2 separate regions of the Homo sapiens genome follow, and region 2 is linked to region 1. A link is a contact called in ENCODE Hi-C data. All regions are on one chromosome and are shown on one strand. Each heading gives the region's core, a stretch centred on a gene start or an enhancer-like site at or near the end of the contact. The rest is flanking DNA. Distances are from core to core; before and after follow the strand shown. Region 1 overlaps TMEM245 (transmembrane protein 245). Region 2 overlaps PALM2AKAP2 (PALM2 and AKAP2 fusion).

Region 1 (7,311 bases), core at 2,106-4,605:
CATCCTTGCCAACACCTATTATTTTCCACTTTTTGATAATGGCCAGTCCAGTGGGTGTGAAGTGGTATCTCATTATGGTTTTCATTTGCATTTCCGTAATGACTAATGATGTTGAGCATCTTTTCATTTGCTTTTTGGCCATTTGTTTCTCTTCTTTGGAGAAATGTCTATTCAAATTCTTTCCCCTTTAAAAAAAATTAAATTGTTTGCCTTTTTGTTGTTGCGTTTTAGGAATTCTTTACATATTCTAGATACTAGACCCTTATCAAATATATGATTTTTAAATATTCCATTGGTGGGTTGTATTTTTACTCTCTTGATAGTCTCTTTTGATGCAAAGAAATTTTTTTGATGAAGTCCAGTTTATCTACTTTTTCTTTTATTGCTTGTGTTTTTGATGTCATCTGACAAACAATTGCCAAATCCAAGGTCGTAAATACTTACCCTTAAGTTTCCTTTTAAGAATTTTATATTTTTATCTCTTATATTTAGGTCATTGATCCGTTTTGAAATAATTTTTGTAAATGATGTGAGGTAAGGATCCAACCTCATTCTTTTGCCTGTGTATATTCAGTTCTCCCAGCACTGTTGAAGATGGCCTTGGCACCCTTGTCAGAAATCAGTTGACCATATATATATGGGTTTATTTCTGCCCTTTCTGTTGTGTTTCACTGATCTATATGTCTCTCCTTAATGTCAGTTAACACATTCTTTTGATTACTGTAGTTTTGAAATTGAGAAGTGTGAGTTCTCCAACTTTGTTCTTCCTTTTCAAAATTGTTTTGACTATTTTGGGGTCCCTTGCATTTCCATATTTATGATCAGCTTTCCTGTTTTTACAAAAAAGCCTTTTGGGATTTTGATAGGGATTGCATTCAATCTAGAGATCACTTGTGGGCGGGGGGGAGCATTGCCATCTTTACAATATAAAAAGACAAAACCACAAAAACCTTACAATTTATGAGCGTGGGATGCATTTCCATTTATTTCGTTACTCTTTAATTTTTTAGTGTTTTTTTTAATTTTAAATTTTAATTTTTGTGGCTACATAGTAGGTGTATATATTTATGGGGTACATGGAATGTTTTGACACAGGCATGTAATGTGTAATAATCACATCAAGTAAAATGGGGTATCCATCCCCTCAAGTATTTATCCTTTGTTATAAATAATCCAATTATACTCTTAGTTATTTTAAAATATACAGTTAAATTATTGACTATAGTCACCCTGTTATGCTATCAAATACTAGGTCTTACTCTTTTTAATTTTTTTTTTCTGTTTTTGAGATGGAGTCTCGTTCTGTTGGCCGGGCTGGAGTGCAGTGGCATGATCTCAGCTCACTGCAGCCTCCACCTCCTGGGTTCAAGTGATTCTTCTGCCCCAGCCTCCCGAGTAGCTGGGATTCCAGGCACCCGCCATCATGCCTGGCTAATATTTGTATTGTTGTAGAGATGGGGTTTCACCATGTTGGCCAGGCTGGTCTCGAACTCCTGATCTCTGGTGGTCCGCCTGCCTTGGCCTCCCAAAGTGCTGAGATTACAGGCATGAGCCACCACGCCCTGTCCATTTTTTTAAACTTTTTGGTACCTATTAATAACCACTTCCAGCTTCCCCGTACCCTCTCACTATCCTTCCCAGCCTCTGGTAACCATCCTTCTGCTCTCTATCTCTGAGTTCAATTGTTTTGATTTTTAGATCCCACAAATAAGTGAGAACATGAGGTGTTTGTCTTTCTGTGCCTAGTTTGTCTCACTTAGCTTATATGGCCTGCAGTTCCATCCATGTTATTGCAAATGACAGGATCTCATTCTTTTTTTTTGGCGGAATAGTACTCCATTGTGTATAAGTACCACATGTTCTTTTTCCATTTATCTGTTGATGGACATTTAGGTTTCTTCCAAATTTTGGCTATTGTGAACAGTGCTGCAACAAACATGGGAGTCAGCAGTGTTTTGTAGTTTTCTTTGTATATGTCTTAGACCTTTAATTTATTCCTTATTCTTTTTGATACTATCATGTGGAATTGTTTTCTTAATTTTCCTTTTGGATGGTTTATTGCTGCTGGGTAGAAATACAACAGATTTTTTGCTTGTTGATCTTGTGTCCTGCAGCTTTGCTGAATTTATTAGCTTCAGTAGTTTCTTTGGTATATTCTTTAGGATTCTGCATATGTAAGTTCAGTCATCTGCAATAGGGATAGTTTGACTTCTTCCTTTCTAATTTGCATGCCTGTAATTTATTTTTCTTGCCTGATTGCTCTGGTTGGAATTTCTAGTACAAAGTTGAATAGACCATGTGCTTTTAAAGATTATTTTGAGGTACCCTGGCTGTGAGTGACCTATATCTGCAAATAGTTTGTTAAAGGTAGAGGTCTCTAATGAGTTGTAAGTGGGGAGGTTGTCAGGATATAGTAGTGGTCCTCAAATCATCAGATCAGACTTCTGGTTACCCAGCCGTGTGGAAGCAGCTGTGACTGGAGAGGTAAATCTGAACACAAAGCTTCTACAGTTGACCAATACTTTACTCCTTGCTTCTTTCTGATGGCGATAATAAACTCCAAGAGCAGATTACTAGCTGCAGTATGTTTTAAAAAGAATTAATTTCTCAGATAATATGTGTGTTGCAGTAAAGTTAGGAAATACAGAGAAACAAAAGGAAGAAACTAAAAATCACTCAAAATCTCACTGTCTACAGATTATACCAAAATGTTAACTAATAGTTGTTTTGCCTTTAGGCTTTTAAAAACACAAAAAAACTAGATCACAGTGAACATTCTGTTTTGTAACCCACATTTTAAACTTAATTATGTCATGAGGAACTTTCTGTGTCAATGAATACACTTATAGAGCATTATTTTTAACATCTTCATTTTATTCTCATCATGAGGCTGTTTGTGGTACTCTGGTGTATTTGTACAGGTACCTTGTAAAAGTTTTTAAAAATTAATTTGCTTTTTATTATTTTATTTGATAAATGAGTAATATCTAACAATTGTAAGCCATATTTTTATTTGTAAATATATATTTAGAATTTTAAAATTCCTGAAACAAAGTAACCATAACTATATATCTCTCTGACAGTGGAAAATAGGGAAGATTTTATTTTATTTTATTTTATATTTTGGTGTCTAAGTTTTCTTTGTTCAGCCTGTCTTCCTGGTTATAATCTGTTAGACTCTGTGGTTATATATCTGACTAGTGGAAGTAAATTTCCTGTTTTGGCAACTGCTGTAGAAAGCTTGGCAGTTTCGACTTGTTTTTCTGGTTAGTTTTATCTCCTTTGTTTTCTTTCACCTAATGGCAAGTGACTCAGACAGTTCTGCTTACCCTTTACCTCTTATGCCAGAATGGTTTCCCCTTTTGACTGCTTTTGTCCAGGGCCAAGTAAGTAATTGTTATAAGAATATAAGTAATGCAAGTCTAAACCAAAGGTTGTGGTTGGGTTTTCTCTACGGTGTAAATTCTAGTCATCTCATGACAGCAGCCTAGAAAACTGTAAGGGTAATAAGACTTCTAAGACCAATTTTTGAGCAAGGGGAAAAAGAAGACCATGGTCGATTATGAATACTAGCCATAAACTTAGAGTAGTGATGTGCTGATATGCAAGCCAGATTGCTGTTATTTGTATTACAGGCTATGACAAGGAAGGAAATCACAGACACACAGAATAAATGTTGAGTACAGATTTGGAAATCTTGGTTTTATTTATTTTGTTTAACTTTCATTTCAACCTGTGTCAAGATAGGTGATTATTGATCTAGAATCCCTTTCTGGACTTCTAGTCTAAATAATCCTCATCATAAAATAAATCTTTTAAGTGTTTCTTTTTCCTAAATTTCTGAGTATTTTTTTCTTCTTGCCCCTAAGAACATCGTTTCTTTTTAAGAATCAGAACTCAAACCATCTGGTGTGTAATGGGACAGCCCTTCTCTTGTACTTACAGTCAGTTTCCTGCTGTAGATGTCACTGTAATATAGGTAGGTACAGGAATGCTTTAGTATACTGCCACAACAGTGTGTGCATCGGCTCTTTCCTTGTCATTTCCAGTGTCCCGTTGTATCACTTGCTCTTGTTTTCCAGTCACTTGTGTGGGTATCTTTCTCTATGTCTTCTGAGCTTTGAAGGTTTTGTGCTGTGGTTCACTAGACTCACAGAATTAGTCCTGGATTTCATCAGAATTCAAAGCCTGAGTTTGGTTCCTAGACCCAGAGTACTCTTCTATTTATTTATTATTCTTATTTTATTTTGTTTTTAGAGACTAAGACTCGCTCTGTTGCCCAGGCTGGAGTGCAGTGGTGGTGTGACCATAGCTCACTGCAGCTTAACTCCTGGGCTCAAGCAGTGCTCCCACCTCCGCCTCAGAAAACTCTTCTTGTGGATCATTGCTGAGTTAGTTTCAGTGGTTGCTTCTGAACCCAAGGGTCTTACTCAGTGGTTTTCTCTTAGACCTGAGAAGTTCTAACATAGTATTTCCCAAAAGCTTAAGATAATAAGGGAAAAATATTTAAGTGCCTGTCATGAGCCAAGAACTTTCAAGTGCTTTTAAATGTGCTATCTTTTTAAATCCACAAGCAAACAAAACAGAACTCAAACAAATAAATCTTTGTAAGATAGATGGTATCTTCATTTACAGATGAAGATACTTCTAGAGATTAACTGACTAGCCTGCAGTCACACAGGTGACTAGTGGAGCTAAGATTTAAACTTAGGTCCTTGGCCAGGCATAATGGCTCATGCTATAATTCCAGCATTTTATGAGGCCAAGGCGGGAGGATTGCTTGAGCCCAGGAGTTCAAGACTAACCTTGCCTGGTCAAGATAGTGAGACCCTGTCTCTACAGAAAATAAATAAATACATAAAAATAAAATAAAATAAAAATTAGCTGGGTGTGGTAGTGTGCATCTATAGTCCCAGCTACTGGGAGGGTTGAAGATGGAGGATTGTTTGAGCCCAGGAGGTCAAGGCTGCAGTGAGTAGTAATCATGCCACTGTACTCCAGCCTGGGCTACAGAGGTGAGACCCTGTCTTAAAAGTAATAATAATGATAATAAATAAATAAACATAGGTTCTTGACCCTAAGCCCAGCGTTCTTTCCCCTCCCCAGGCTCTTTGAGTAAGTGTCAGTCATCCTGAAAAAGTATTGAGTACTCATCCTTCTTGCATCAGTTGTAGTTGTCAGCTCCTTCAGTTTTCCATATTGGTCCTGTTGACTTAACACAACTACATGACCTAGCTTCCTTGCCTCCTAGATCCCAGAAACCTTACTTAGTAGAAACCTTATGGCTTAGTCTGTTTTGTCCTGCTGTGACAGAGTAACACAGACTTGGAAACTTACAATGAACAGAAATTTATTGGCTCACAGTTCTGGAGGCTGAGAAGGCCAATGTCAAGGTGCTGGCATCTGGTGAGGATCTTCTTGCTGTATCATCACGTGGTACAAGGGCGAGCAAGAGATGGCTGGGGCTGAACTCACCCTTTTATAATGACATTAATCCTACCCATGAGGGCTGAGCCCTGATGGCCTAATCACCTCTTAAAGGTCCCACCTGTTAATACTGTGGTAACGGCAATTAAATTTAACATAAGTTTTGGAGCACAAACACTCAAACCATAGCACCTGGAATCCACGTTCAGTATGTTCCCTTGGCGTCTGAGGAAAGAGGTACACTAGCATTGTTATCTCCTATAAGTAAGGCTGTGTTAGACTCTTTAAAAATACTCTTAGTTTTTTTTAAGCAGTCTAGTGAGATTGGTGTTATGCTTATTTTACAAATGAAGAAACTTAGGCTCAGAGAGCCATTTTCTCTGAGTATAAGAAATTTCTTCAAAAGTTAGTGAAACAATCATCAGATATATCTATAATAGCCTGGATACCCAGCCTGAGAAGTACCAGCAAGTACAGCTGAGTGCTGTTCCTCCTGGCATTGGTAATTGTTTGTAAATGACTAGAAATGTCTTTGCAGAGATGAATCCTGATAGTTGCCTTACTTGTTTTGGGATAGCATGAGATATGAGTGAACAAGTTTGGTTCAGTCAAGCCCAAATTGGAAAAAGGGAGCAAACCAAATGTTTTACTGCTCCCCTCCCAGTCCCCACTTCTGATACTGCAAGTTAAACAGGCCTAGAGAAAAGTCTACTGGTCCATCTCCAGGCCCTTGTGACGTGATACTAGAAGCCATTGAGAGGGAGTTGTATTTTCCACATTAGTAATGGAAACAGAAGCCTTCTTCAAAGGGAACTTTGCAGGCTGGGGAGGTGTTATTTGGTATGCGGTGCCTGCTTCCAATAAGCATGTTTGGATGTATTTCTGGTAACTGCTGCTATCCCTGTGAAAAAGAATGGAGTGGATCAAGAAGTATCTCCTTATTTAGACTGGATTTAAAGTATATTTACCCATGCTTATTAAAAAAGTTAGTCTGCTCATCGTTGAGTTGTTGTATTAACAGACACTGTCTGACCTGTGGTCTCTTTCTTGTGTGCCGGACTCTGAGTTTCTGCCCCCTGGTGCTAGGCTGCTAATGTCAGTAGCATGCTTGTTTGGATTTGTGTAGATCCCTGTTATTTGGCTTCTGCTTAATGCTGGCCCTGTCTCTGGGTAGATTGATACCTGAAACCTTGGATGTTCTTTCCTTTTTTTTCTTTAGTCCTTGAGTCCCAAGATTATGTTCCCTTGTTTATGTGCCTATTTTTAGCTGTGGCTTTTAAATACAATACCATTCTAATACCACAACTTGGCCAAGATTCTCAGTCCTGGCATTGTTCTGTTCAGTTTATCATCTCCCTGCCTGGACTGTTGTTTTTTGTTTTTTTTTTTGGACTCTGATTCCAGGCCAATTCCTTGTGGTTTTTGAGGTGCTGAAGGGTATCATTGAGACAGAAGTCATTAAAATACAGATCTGTTGGATAAAAGCAGTTTGCCAAATCTTATATTCATAATTTTCAAATACTTTGTTTATTTTCTCTGTGTGCTACTCCTTTCATGCTTTTGTGAAGTCTGAGGTGCTCGAAAAATGTGCTGAGTCATTTGTGTATTAACTAGAAAAATAGTGCAGTTTCCATTGATGTAGCTAAGCTTTACTGCATATTTACTGCATATTTTAGTGCCATTAGCAAGTTGGAGAGTTATTCCTTAAGCCACAGTTTTGAAGATTTAATTGATTGGGTTTAGCTTTTTCTCGAATCTTTCAGTGCCTACTCTACAGATACAAGATATTTTGCTTAGCTCTGTGGAGAGATCTAAAAATGTCTACTAAGGGAAGATAGATGGCTATACTATAAAGTAGAAAGGGGAGGAGAGGTACAAAGAAAT
Region 2 (7,311 bases), core at 2,898-5,397, 1.0 Mb before region 1:
CACAGGGAAGTCTGGGCCAAGGCAGAAAGATCAATTTTTAAAAGGCAAGGAGAACAGTACGTAGTCATGGTGCTCAATGATCACCAGTCAACTAACTTAGTTGACTTTGACCCTAGTACACCAAAAATGTTCATGTTTAGTTAACAGAATAATGAACACTTATCCCTGCTCATCCTCAAATTTAAAAATTTCTTCCTTGCTTGAGTACCCAGTTCTTTCGAAGTTTTCAAGGAATGAACCTGTTTCTGGAGTAAATGGCAGAGCTTCTTCCTGGGAAATAACTTTCAAAAAGAACTCACAAGAGCAGCTAGGCTAGATGGCTGATGTGGACTAAGTTAGTCCCTTGGCTATCCGCTCAGATCTTTGGACAGCCCGAGTGCTTTTGCCTACTGTAATTTGGGGCATTGGAATTGAGTTCTGAAAGCAGAAAGGAATCATCCTGGGTCACTAGGGAAGCACTGTTTCATGGCCCCTGAGAGTCAAATTTATACACCCAGGCCACCGCAAAAGAAGGATTGCAGAGCCACAGTGGCTCCTAAAAGGAGGATCAAGAAGGACCCAGGAAAATGCAGGGGTTGGGCATAAGATTGGGAAAGGGTAGAGGGAACCTGAGCTACAGGTTGGAGAGAGAAGCTATTACTGTATACCTCATAGAGCAGGCTCAACAAATGGGAAGGAGAAGGTAGGGGAAAGAAGATGGATTTTGGAGACAAATGAGAGCCTGAGTTTGAAACCAGGCTCTCCCATTTTCAAGCTGAGTGACCTTGGGCAACTTAATCTCTCTGGGCTCTAGTAGTAATTCTTTGAAAAAGAATATTATTACAGGTCCACAACTCTTCATATATAATTCCCAAATCCAAAAAACTCTGAAAAGAAAGATTTTTCATAACTTATTTGGCAGCAAAACCTGACATGAGCTGACATGAAGGTCTCCTAGTCTTTACCCACTTAATGTAACTAATTCTTCTTCTCAAGTTTTAGAGTAGAAATTTAATTTGATCACAGGGTGTTGACCCAGAACCTGCCAGTTGTGTTAAATAATAGTATGTTCATTGTATTACTTTTCTAAATAATAGTATATACTTTATAAATTCTCTAAAATCAGAAAAAGTCTGAATCTAGAAATATATCCGGCCTCAAGAGTTGAGGTAATTTGTATCTTAGAGGGCTGTTGGGAGGATTCAGTGAGAAAATAAGAAATGACAAGTGTGAAATAACTAGTATTATATGCAGCTTTAAGGCCTTGATAAATTGTAACTACCATGATTAGACTTTTGTAACCAGAGAATGTTCTAGAAATATGGTGGTGGACAATAACCATCTGTGGACACTCCACAATAAGCTTTAGCTAGCTTCACACAGCCAGAAGGGCTCCTACAAGCTGCACAGTTGGTGCCTGCCTTGCAGGAAAGAGAGGCACTGTGTACTACTGATGGAGAGCTCTCTCATCATCAATCCTTCTGTCAGATGCTGACACAGGGACTTCCCCCATGGAGCAATGAGGGCACCTCAAATGAAACTGTGCCTCATGTGGCTCTAATTTAGCATGGCACACTCCACCAAGCTCTGCTTCATGAAGAATGTGTGGACAGTCGCAAACATATTTTTCCTAAGACTTTCCTTTGTGATATTTGCAGATAATGAAGGGGAAAGAACAGAGACCCAGTTAAGAATCTTTATAATAATGTAATGATCACCTCATGTCTAATCTTATCTAAACAGACAGCAGCAGAAGTCAACACTTCCTGTACAGCTTACAAAAGTAACATTTATAACTATCACATCTTTCCACAAATTAGAAGACATGAACAGATACCCCAAGTTATGGAACTTAATAGCAAACTACACCTTCTCTTTTGCCACTCTCCATAATGTAGGTCTCACGGGGTGAATGATCTGACTTGGTAAATAAATTCAACATCTGGCATGAAAACAGAAACTCTCAAAAAACCAAACAAATCATCACCTAACTGGGTTTCTCTGGCATACTTAGAACTTGGAAGTGAAACCAGGATATCTAATAATAGACACAGATACTAAAGTGAGAACTGTTGGCAACCCCAATATGAAAAGACATTTGAAAAGGTCTTGAACTGCAACTTCAATACAATGTTTGGATATCCCACCCCCTAATTCTTTCCTCAAGGGTGTTTTACAGCACTGTGTGAGTTACCCCTTCAAATCAGGCTCATGTACCTGCAAAGGTGCTTCCTTTATTCTCTCTCTCTCCTTTTTTTTTTTTTTTTTTTTTGGCACTTTGCTGCCCAGCCTGGAGTACAATGGTTCGATCACAGCTCACTGCAGCCTTGAACACCTGGGCTCAAGCAAACTTCTTGCCTCAGCTTCCCAAGTAGCTGGGACAACAGGCATGTGTCACCACACTCAGGTAATTTTTCTTTTTTTTTTTTTTTTTAAGAGATGGGGACTTGCTATGTTGCCCAGGCTTGTCTCAAACTTAAGCAATCCTCTTGCCTCCACCTCCAAAAGTGCTGGGATTACAGGCATGCACCACCACCCCTGGCCTTCTTCCTTTTAGTCTCTAATTCTAAGTGCCATCAGCAGAGGGCACACATGCACACACTATTGGGAGCATGGCCCCTCACATAACATACAGGGTGTTCACCAAGATGGCGCCTGCCTTCGGAAGTGCTCATAAGCAGGAAGAGCTCAATCCAAGCCTATGAAATGGATGCATTACAATAGGAAGACATTTAGTCCATCAACTCACAGTGAAGGCAGGACAGCTTGGGGTTGTGTTCAGATAATTACTCCTTTAAAAACTCTCACTGGCTTCTCACTGACCATAGGGTAAACTCTAAAGTCTACAACCCTTAACATGATTGATAGAGCTCTTGGTTGTCTGGCTCCAAATCTATTTCTGTTTTGTTTTAAATCTCTTCCATTAACTTACTCTTAAATATCTCAAATGTGCCAAGTTCTCTATTCCTTTTGAGCCTCTCTTAGGTGCCCTTCCTTCTCCCCTACACCCTGAGCCCAACTTTACCCCTTCAGTTCTCAGCTTAGACAGTAATTTCCTAAGGAAGGAAGACTTTCTTTATCCTCCAAATGATATGGTCTTCCTTGTTTGTGCTCCTACAGGTCTCTGTGCTTCTCTGTCATAAAATTGCCTCATTTGTTTAATGTTGTTTCTCTTACTGAACCATTAAGTTCCCTGAGAGCAGGGACTATACATTTTTATTCACCTCTGTATAAACAAATGTCACTCAAATTCTATTTAAGTGGAGCTTCTTCCTTTAAAAGTCAAATAAGGGCCAGGTGCAGTGGCTCATGCCTGTAATCCTAGCACTTTGGGAGGCCAAGGCGGGCGGATCACCTGAGGCGGATCAGGAGTTGGAGACCAGCCTGGCCAACATGATGAAACTCTGTCTCTACTAAAAATACAAAAAACAAACAAACAAAAAATTTAGCTGGGCATGGTGATGGACACCTGTAATCCCAGCTATTCAGGAGGCTGAGGCAGGAGAATCACTTGAACCTGGGAGGTGGAGGTTGCAGTGAGCCGAGTTTGCCCCATTGCACTCCAGCCTGGGAGACAGAGCAAGACTCTGCCTCAAAAAAAAAAAAAAAAAAAAAGTAAAATAAGAACCAACAAGATAATTTCTAGATACCCGGTCATTAACAATGACTATATCCTTTTCAAAACAGAACTTCTATCATTCATTGTCCATCTTTTAAAAGCAAAAGCACTAAAAGCAAAAACAAATAGCATTTCCACACCAGGGGGATGGGGTTTCTGTCTAGATAACTTTTGTATGGAAAGAATTAGAAGATTTCTCCTTCCTTACCACATCTTGGCTCTCAGTGGATTTTATTTGCTTTAAGGTTTTAGGATTCCAGCATGCCACCAGCATGATTTCTACCAGAGAAGTTAAAAATTATATTTTTCATCACCTAGTATCCAATCATCAATCTGAGTCACACAACAAACTAGTGGAGTCACTTCTTCTGGCATGAAATATGAAATGTGCCGCAGGAACTTGGTAACACCTCCATTCACAAAACCACTGAAGCCAGGAGTTCTGACCCTAGCCATGAATTGTCTAGTTTGGCTGCTCAGAGTCACGTGTCAGCCTTCTCCCCGATCATGAACTTGGAGGTTGGCCAGCCAAGCAATACTCCAAAGATTTCCAGGCATGAACAGGAAGAAAATTGTATTTTACATTCCGTTTCTTTCAACTCATGTTGTAATTCTGGGAAGCCCGGGTGCCTGCTTTAAATGTTCTAGAGATAAACATGAAGGAATGACATGTATGCATATCATTATCATGATTGTACTCAATACGACATCAAGATTGGAACAGACTTGCACGGATGAATTACCATCCCCTTGTAGGGACCAGAAATCAATCCTATGGGGGTGGGATATGGGAGAAGAGATCAGCATTAGCATAGAGGGAAGTACTGGGGAGATTGATACTGGGTTGCTGGGATGCCAGTGGCAAGCCTTAGGATGCTGACTTGTTTAAGGCAACCTCGGTCCTGGTGGGGAAGCCTGATGGACAACAGCCGGTGGGGGAATCAGGAGAAAGCATTGAAATGTCTTTATATTAGACAGTTGTTTATGTGCTAGAAATAAAGTTGGAGGTAATATGGTGAGGGGTTCGATTAAGAGATAGAGACAGAGAAGCCTGAAAATACTCATGCTACGGTCTGAATGTTTGTGCCCGCCCCCCCATTATTCATTTGTTGAAACTTTATCACCAATTTGATGGCATATATTAAGAAAGTCACTGCACTCTTCCTCTTCTTCCTCCCTTTCCTTTCCTTCCCAAACAACTCAGTCCAAAAGTCACTAGGCCAGGCTGAATAAGATGGTACCTGCTGTAGTGTTGGAGCCCAGGGAGGGTAAGGAGGGTGTTGGTGAAGGGTCGTGGCAGTGGCCACCTGGAAAATGATGTCGGAGCCCAAGTTTGGTGAGGAAAACAGGAGACTGGTTATACTGGAGTGTGGGGGAAGGAGGGCTAGTTAAATAATAAACATATTACAGATAATAAAAACTAAGTATCTTTTGTCAAGAAGGTGGTCACAAATATGGAAAGGGAGAAAGTATGAATGAACTTTTTATTAAATAAGAATTAAAAAGCATCAGGGCAAACTCATGGTTTTCAAGAGAGATGTGTGTAATTTCTAATTCTGTCCACTGAGAGTGCCTGGGGCTAGTGACAATGCAATAACAATGAGCACAGCTAGCACTCAGATCTTTGTTTCTAAATACCATTCTCCATCATCAGAAACTAGTGCTCTTCAGAGAGACGACCGATTTCAGGGTTGGGAAAGTATAAGATGAAACTGGAATATCTTGCGATGCCAGAAATTGAGGAAGCATTCAAAGGAAAACGGGGACATCTCCAAAGGACATACAAGTTAGCCAGAAAGGGCTCCCGTGAGCTGTAACTGAACAAGTTGCGGATAAAAATAATAAAAGAAATGGATTATAATCCATTGAATATCACAGGAATCCATTGAATATCACAGGAATCCATGAGATCATACCGACATAAATAAATGAAGTTTGATAAGAAATGGGGTGAAAATTGCAGAATACCACAGTATTGCCCTACAAAATGTATATTAATTACAAAAGAAAAAAGTAACTACTGTGCAGAAGGCTGGCAGACACTCCCTCAATGGAGTGATCATAATCAATATTAAGTGATCAGAGTTGACACCTGTCACCATAATGGGACAAACTAATACCACGTGCTACCTGTTTGGATACAGTGAGAACACAGCATCAATTTGGTGGTATTCCTACCAAAGATGCACAACCTGAAAATCATCATATGAAAACATCAGAGACCCACATTAGGGAGCAGTCTACAAAATTGGGGGTGATGGGGCATCATGTTGGCAATTTACTCTCAAATGATTCAAAACAGAAAGACATTTGTACTGTACTTGGGAACTTTTCTTTAGGTTGGAGATTCTTTCCAATTTTAAAAAGTTAATGAGAAGAGTGACCTTGAGTCATTGTAGGTTTGATGGAAGCCAAGTGTCAAGATAAGATTAAGATATGGATGGACCAAGATAAGTGTCAACAATTATCCTTTAGGGTAACGATTCTTAAATTTTCTCTGGTGAAGCATCAGTTTTTCCCCACCAGTCCATTATGAAGCAATAGTTTTGTAAAATACAAAAATCCCACGCTTGGATTTCAGGACAATATCACATTGCAATAGGAGTTTTCAAATGCTTACTCTCGATGTCTGAACTTAGAATGAACCAGTAGCAAATGATTCCTGGACTAGCTTGGACCACGCTTTGAGCAGCGTTTTCCATAGCTGAAGATCTGTGGATCCCTGATTGCTATCACATTCACATGGAAAATAAAAACAACTGGTCACACTGTTATCCATATGGTAGCAATAATAATTAGCACTCTAATTAACATCAACCATCTATACAAAGTATTCAAAAAAGGGACCACCCAGGCAATATGAAGGGATTAAAGACCTGCCTTTGTGAAGAGTAATTCAACTTTTCCAAATGGGTCACATGACAAGAACAGATGCGTCCACTCCTGATTCCAAAGTAGTTGCTTTGTGGTGACTTAAGAAGAAAAACCCAGTTACACGGAAGATGAACAAAAGCATTTTGCATGGACCAGTCTGCAATGCCATGCCATGACTATCATTGCTGGGAAGGAAACCAGCATTCAGAAGGGGTTAGTTAGTAGAGGACAACTCCCAAATCAGATGGGTTTAACTAGATACTGAGGGTCAAGCTACTGATTCCAACATAGTCCACACATGGGTCCACTCTGGTTCTATGCCACAAACAGCCTCTCCTTCAGACAAGAGGCAGGCTTTCAAGTAAAAGAGAACAATTCTTTATAATAAACCAAGGCCAAAGCAGAACAACAAAGAAGGAGCTATTGCATCCTCTGGAAAGTGGCAAACTCCATGCAAGCTCAGGGTTCTTCTAGAGGACACTCTTGACACTTTTGTTGCATGTCCCTGTATGCTGGAATTCTCATGCCAGTGTCCCCCCAACACTTATTCCAGACACACACAGAGGAGGCTCCACATAGAAACCCATGAGCTGGAATCAACAACAACAGACTGCTGTGGCATCTGTCTCTCATGTGAGGCACCTCACTTACCTGGAGCAGTTTTGTAGCATGTTCTGGAGGGCAGTGATGGGGCATTCTTTGTCCTGGGGCTCTGCGTACTCTGCAAGACTTGTCTCTGCCTCTTCAGCTCCTCTTCCCTTTCCTGAGCTGCTCGGATCTCTTCCTCAATCATGGACAAAGTCCGCTGTTTCCTGGACCTCAGCTTGAAAGGCCCAACC

Evidence for each region. A loop is a pair of places that touch in the nucleus more often than their neighbours do. Pooled maps may share reads with other maps.
Region 2: a loop to region 1 is called in a map with no recorded cell type, with 2.6 times the contacts of the local background. The contact joins two enhancer-like sites. A Hi-C loop is called at or near these places in 9 of 37 single-sample maps with no recorded cell type and 10 of 50 pooled maps.

Annotation. Positions count from the first base shown.
Region 1 is chr9:109,098,060-109,105,370 of GRCh38, reverse strand. The region is part of intron 3 of TMEM245 (transmembrane protein 245); the gene reads left to right. Among named protein-coding and RNA genes, the nearest start is that of TMEM245, 18 kb to the left of the region's middle. Within about 2 kb of position 3,355, at least 13 of the 41 ENCODE cell types and tissues checked have a DNase peak (open chromatin) inside an H3K27ac peak, as active enhancers do.
Region 2 is chr9:110,138,352-110,145,662 of GRCh38, reverse strand. It overlaps PALM2AKAP2 (PALM2 and AKAP2 fusion), which reads right to left. Exons shown (of 11, transcript NM_007203.5): 8 at 7,124-7,311. Among named protein-coding and RNA genes, the nearest start is that of C9orf152, 66 kb to the left of the region's middle. Within about 2 kb of position 4,147, at least 11 of the 41 ENCODE cell types and tissues checked have a DNase peak (open chromatin) inside an H3K27ac peak, as active enhancers do.